Linked DNA regions of Homo sapiens: region 2 is linked to region 1. A link is an interaction called in ENCODE POLR2A ChIA-PET data of the cell type or tissue named here. Cell type or tissue: HepG2. All regions are shown on one strand. Each heading gives the region's core, and the rest is flanking DNA. Links, peaks and the distances in the headings are about the cores only. Region 1 overlaps TBRG4 (transforming growth factor beta regulator 4). Region 2 overlaps MYO1G (myosin IG).

What was found. Peaks named below come from ENCODE experiments on the same cell type or tissue, not always from the same donor. Only the 100,000 strongest peaks of a DNase experiment are listed, where the experiment ranks them.
Region 2: POLR2A ChIA-PET joins it to region 1 with 11 read pairs; 24 of 35 experiments call an interaction of 5 or more read pairs at or near these places.

The regions. Positions count from the first base shown.
Region 1 is chr7:45,107,187-45,110,092 of GRCh38, forward strand. It overlaps TBRG4 (transforming growth factor beta regulator 4), which reads right to left. Exons shown (of 11, transcript NM_004749.4): 2 at 1,641-2,101. The coding sequence starts at 2,051. Among named protein-coding and RNA genes, the nearest start is that of SNORA5B, 2.5 kb to the left of the region's middle. In HepG2, for the core only: no CTCF peak of the experiment used is centred there; no DNase peak of the experiment used is centred there; H3K4me3 peaks cover 6 bases.
Region 2 is chr7:44,971,185-44,974,090 of GRCh38, forward strand. It overlaps MYO1G (myosin IG), which reads right to left. Exons shown (of 22, transcript NM_033054.3): 6 at 931-1,041; 7 at 489-605. Among named protein-coding and RNA genes, the nearest start is that of MYO1G, 6.4 kb to the right of the region's middle. RefSeq lists a silencer at 2,800-2,879. In HepG2, for the core only: no CTCF peak of the experiment used is centred there; a DNase peak (open chromatin) is centred at 1,107; H3K4me3 peaks cover 709 bases.

The DNA.
Region 1 (2,906 bases), core at 319-2,818:
TGCCAGGCATCCTTCTGTGTGCGTACCCCCATGAGACACCAACATCCTATGAGAACCATCAGTCCCACTATACAGGTAAACGAAGGTGAACTTATTTCTACATAGTTCTGGGTCCGGAACCTGCACCACAGCCCGTCCTCTCTGCTGGTGCCTGCTTTGTTTCTGAAGAGGGTAACTGCTATTCAGGTACTGTGTCCACAGGGCCCACAGTGTCAACATGGGTGGCTCTAGAGCCCTTTGGCCCTGAATCCAGCCTTGCAGAAGAGAGCAGATGGTAAAACAAGTATGGCTCTGTCCTTTCCTGGGCCAAGTCTCTCAACACTGAACCCTCAGGTTCAGTCTCTGCGCTTATGAATGAGAAGCAGAAACCACACCTTCAAGGAAGTGAGCTGCGAACAGAGAAGCTGCTGTCTGAAGGGCTGGGGAGGAGGGAGAAAGTACTGGAGTAAATTCTAATCTTACAGAAGATCTGGGTGTCTACCTTCCGGTTTCATGGACAGCAGGAAAATCTTTGAAAAGAAAGCTGTTATTACATTACAGATACTTGCCTTATAATTTTGTTACAATGTTCAGTCTTGCATCATAAGACTTTCTTAAATCACATGTGAGTAAAAAGAGTCAATAAACAGCAATTAGAATTGTAGCCAAATAACAAGGGGGCCTAACTAAGTTCATTTTATGAATTATATCCCCAGCAAGAAATAATTATGTACTGTAACCCCAGTCCACACAACACAGGCATATATATACATCCTTAACTAGAACAAAAGTTCCATGAGACATTAGTGAATCCCCTTACTATATGTGATGAATTCTGGTATTTTTTATACTACTCTACCTCATTAAGAATCAGCTGGCCACATCCCACTACACTGATTTTATAACCTGCAGTTTGAAAAGCACTCAGTTAGTGCAACTCCTTCCTTGGATAGTGCCTTTCTCTTCATTACACCTGACAACTGGAAACATGGTTTCAGTGCCCCAGCACTTCCCTTCCAAAGCAGACCAGGGATTTAGGGCCAGTTCAGCCACAGCAGGAGTCTGTACTCCTTTTTTTGTACATGGAGCCCAGGGGAAGACTCTCTAAGAAGGGAGTCCCTCACAGTGAGCAGGAACTGGCTTCTGTAGTCTGAGTTCTGCCCTGCTCAGTGCCACACAAATGGGTCTTGTTGCTTCTCTCCATGGTCATCCTTGGAGGGTCTGAACATGGCTAGATCATGCCCACGTCTGTCTCAAGTTTCAAGGACCTTCCATCAGTCATGCTGCATCTCCTTTGGCTTCAAAAACAGTGCCTTGCCATCAGCCAGACACTGGCAGAGAGCAATACAAGTCAAGACTATATGGTGAGGGGGAAAGCACCCAAAGAACTGAGAAGAACCAGGCTCACTTCCCATGCTTCTATCACTATGCGTCTTGGCTGTCTGTAAGACGAGCATAGCAATATTTACCTAACAGGCCTCTTGTAAGGATAAACAAAGAGAAAGCACGATAAAGCACTTTGAAATTTATAAAAAAATAAAAAATATCACAAGAGATGCAAGGCCCCTGTCTATGCTTGGTAAGCACTGGCTGCTGTGGACCCCAGCATTTCTGGCTGTTTTCCTCTTGTCTATGCTCTCAGACCACACTCCGGCACCCACCTGACTGTTGAGCAGACAGAGAAGTTGATGAAAGTGGGCATCCTGTATGAGCAAGCCTTTATCTTCTGGCTTCTCAGACAGCAAGTGAGAGAGCCGGATAAGTACCATTGCTGCTTGATTGCTGTCCAAGTCGTGACTGCCACCAAGTAGCTCCAGGAGCTCCTCTGGCCTTGTGGCCTTCTTGATGAGGTGGTCCACCTGCTTCTCTATGTAGGGAGTAGATGCTCGTTCCTTCTCCACCGGCTCCATCAAGGAACCTGGGAGGTGGGAAATGGGTGAGGTGGCTGAGGAAGTCAGAGTCTTATGGGCTACCCAGGCAAGTCTCAGTCGGCCAACTGGAGCCATGGCAGGGGCCTGACGAGCAGCTTCTCTCAGGAGGCACGTGCATCGCTTTACCAGGTGAGCTGCCATGATGTCCTGGGTGGCAGAGAGACAAGACTCCTAGCAAGTGATTCCAAACCCTGAAGAGAAAAAGGAGAGAGAAGGGGCTACTACAGGGGCAGTTCCTGACTCACAAACTTGAGAAATGAAATAGTCAAAGCCACTCTATCTGTAAAATCAGACTAAGTCTTTCTTGACAATCCATAGGTATGTGATAGTATTTTCTAAAGCAAAAGTCTCACAGGATTTTTGTTTCAGTACAGAATGCCATCAAATATCAAAACTCAGGAACATTACAGCCTGGGTGGGAGGGTTTCCATCCTGCTTGTAATTTGAAATCACCTAGGATGTGGTTCAATAATTCAGATTCCCAGGTCCTGCCCAAGGCCTCCTAAATGATGGCATCTCTGCAGACACGACCTAGACAGCATTAATTTTTTTTTATTTTTTTATTTCAAGGGTAACCAGGATTAAAAATTACGGGCTTGGCCAGGCGTGGTGGCTCACGCCTGTAATCCCAGCACTTTGGGAGGCCTAGGCGGGTGGATCACTTGAGGTCAGGAGTTTGAGACCAGCCTGGCCAACATGGTGAAACCCCATCTTTACTAAAAATATAAAAATTAGCTGGGCATCATGGTGCACGCCTGTAATCCCAGCTACTTGGGAGGCTAAGGCACAAGAATTGCTTGAACCTGAGAGGCGGAGATTGCAGTGAGCTGAGATTGCACCACTGGACTCCAGCCTGGGTGAGAGACTCCATCTCAAAAAAAAAAAAAAAAAAAAATTCACATTCCCAAAGCCTCTGTGGATATATTTTAACACTGTAGACATAGGTGTGAGCCTCTCGAAACCAAGGTAGATTACATCACTAGCCTACTAAAACCC
Region 2 (2,906 bases), core at 112-2,611, 140 kb before region 1:
CAGCATGGTCAGCTGCTCACCATGGGCACAGACACAGCCAGAGACTGGGGGAAGGGGGCATGGGCACACCAGAGTCTCTGCCAAGGCCTCGAGGCCTCGAGTCCAAATGACATGTGAATGACCCCATCGCATCCTCCCACAGCCAGCGGAGCCCTGCACTACTTACTCCTCATGCCGCTTAGAGAGAACTGAGGCCAAGAGGCACTGAGTAAATGCAACCAAAGCCACACAGCTCATGACTGCACTAAGAGGCAGTCTGCATGATGCTCAGCTTTTACTGCGCCTGGCTGACCTGGCCCTAAGAATGGGGTCTGGACCATGTATCAACTGAGCTCATCACTCGAGCAGCTCAGCTTCTGCAGGAGAGGCAGTCAGCCTAGCACATTGCTGGGGCATCTCCAGCCAGTCTCCTCCTCATCCCTGGGTGCTTCCCAGCCAGGAAACCCTTGTGGGGAAGTAGCCCTCCCAGGCTTCTGAGCCAGGCTCACCAGGTGCAATATGGCAGCCAGGATGCGATGCACAGACTCCACCTCTTCAGGACTGAAGCCGATGACCCTCATGGCCTCGGTCACTGCCTGGTGGCTCTGCTCATCACTGTCCAAGGCCTAGGGTAGAAGGGATTCATCACTCCAAAGCCACACTGGGCCCAGGACACCTGTCTCCCTTGAGGCTTGATTCCTCCATCCTAGGCACCTGCTCACCCCTGTCCCCTGTCCCCTTCCTGAACCTGATTACTCCAGCCTAAGCACCTGCTCACCCCTGCACTCTGTCCCCTCCATCAGCCATTTTCACTCCACCCCGAGCACCCTCCCCACTCACGCAAACAGTTCACTTCACCCTGGCCTGTGCTGAGTGCTGCCCATTCCCTACCACCACACTCAGGCCCTGACACTGAGCCCAGTTTGAGCCCTTGGTGCCCCTCACACTCACACTGTGCACAGTCATGTTGAGTCCTGCTCCCTGGTGTGTGAAATTGTATACAGCAGGGTTTCTCTCCAAGTGCAGTTCATGCAGCTGCTTGTCCTCACTGCCTCTCAGCAACTAGAGGACACAGGCATCCTTTAGACAAATAAGCTCCCAGGATGTCCCCCTGTACACACACACAGGCAGGAGAACAAACAGACTTGCGCTTCCTTCCAGTATTGAACGAACAAACGTGGGGGAAGGTCAGACAGTGTGAACAGTTTCTGTGTGCCAGCAAGCTCCCCATTCAGCTGTTCAGTGGGTCAGGGAGCTCCACTTCAGTGGGAGCTATGACTCCACCATGAAGTCACTGTTCTTGTGCCAGACCTCATCTTGGTAGGGAGCTCAGTCCCTGTGGAGACATTGCCCTCGACCCAGGGGGATCCCACCTCAGTGGGTAGCTCAGAGTATGTGGAGACACTACCCGGGTCCCAAAACCTCCCACTGAGTGAGGAGGTAAGAGTTTGTGGACAAACTGCAGAATCCTAGGGAGCTCCACTTCAGTGGGAGCTCAGAGTTACTGGAGACCCTGCCCCTGTCCCAGGAAGCTCCCACCTCAGTAGGGAGCACAGGTTCCGTGGAGACATTGCTCTCCACCCAGGGAGAGCCCATGTCCTAGGGAGCTCAGCGTCTGTGGAGACACAACTGGTGCCACATGAACTCCCACCTCAGCAGGGAGCTCAGAGTCCATGGAGACACTGCCTGTGTCCCAAAAGTTCCCACTTCACTGGAGGTGGTAAGAGTCTGTGGAGATCCTGCTGTTATTCCAGAGAGCTCCACTTCAGTGGGAGCTTAGAGTCTGTGGAGACCCTGCCCTGTGTCCCAAGGGGCTCCCACTAGTGGGAAGCTCAGATTCCACAGAGACAATGGTCATGTCGCAGAGAGCTTCCACCTCATAGGGGAATGGAGAGTTTGTGGAGACATCGCCCATGTCCGAGGGAGCTCCCAGCTCCGTGAGGAGCTCAGAGACCATAGAGACACCGCCAGTGTCCCAGACAGCCCTACTTCATGGAAACTCAGAGTCTGCGTGGACACTCCTTGTGTTCCAGAGGGCTCCCACCTCAGGGAAGCTCAGAGTTCTTGGACACTGACTGATTCCCAGGGAGCTCCACTTCAGCGGGAGCTCAGAATCCGTGGAGACGTTGCCACTGTCCCAGTGAGCTCCACTTTGGTGGGAGTTCAAAGTCCAAGGAGATAGTGCCCCTGTCCCAGGGGGCTCTTACCTCAGAGCAGAGCCCAAAGTTGATAGAGACACTGCCTGTGTCCAAGACACAGCCCACCTGAGTGGGCAGCCCAGAGTCCGTGGAGACACTGCTTCACATGTCCCACTGAGCTCCCACCTCGGTGGGTAGCTCAGAGTCCTTAAAGACACTGTCCATGCTCCAAAGAGCTCCATTTCATGGGAGTTCAGAGTCTGAAAAAAACTCTCTGTGTCCCAGGGAGCTCCCACCTCAGTGGAGAGTTTATAGTTCATGGAGACCCTGCCCAAATCCTGTGGAGCTCCCACCTCATGGGGAGCTCAGAGTCTGTGGAGACCCTGGCAACGTCCCAGGGAGCAATCCCCTCAGCCAGGAGCTCAGAGTCATTAGAGACAATGCCCATGTGCCACCGAACTCCCCCTTCAATGGGGGAACTCTGAGTCCATGGAGACCCTGCCCATGTCCCAAAATCTCCCATTTCAGTGGGGAGGTAAGAGTCTGTGGAGATCCTGCCGGAGTCCCAGGGAGCTTCATTTCAGTGAGAGCTCAGAGTCTGTGGAGACGCCCTCTGTGTTCCCAGGGGCTCCCACCAGGGGGAGGCTCAGAGTCTGTGGAGACACTGCCAGTGTCTCAGGGAGCTTTTACCTCAAATAAAGGTCAGAGTCCACAGAGACACTACTGGTTTCCCAGTGAGCTCCCACCTCAGTGCAGACTCACTGGAAAGACAGCCCAGGGGGCTCCCAC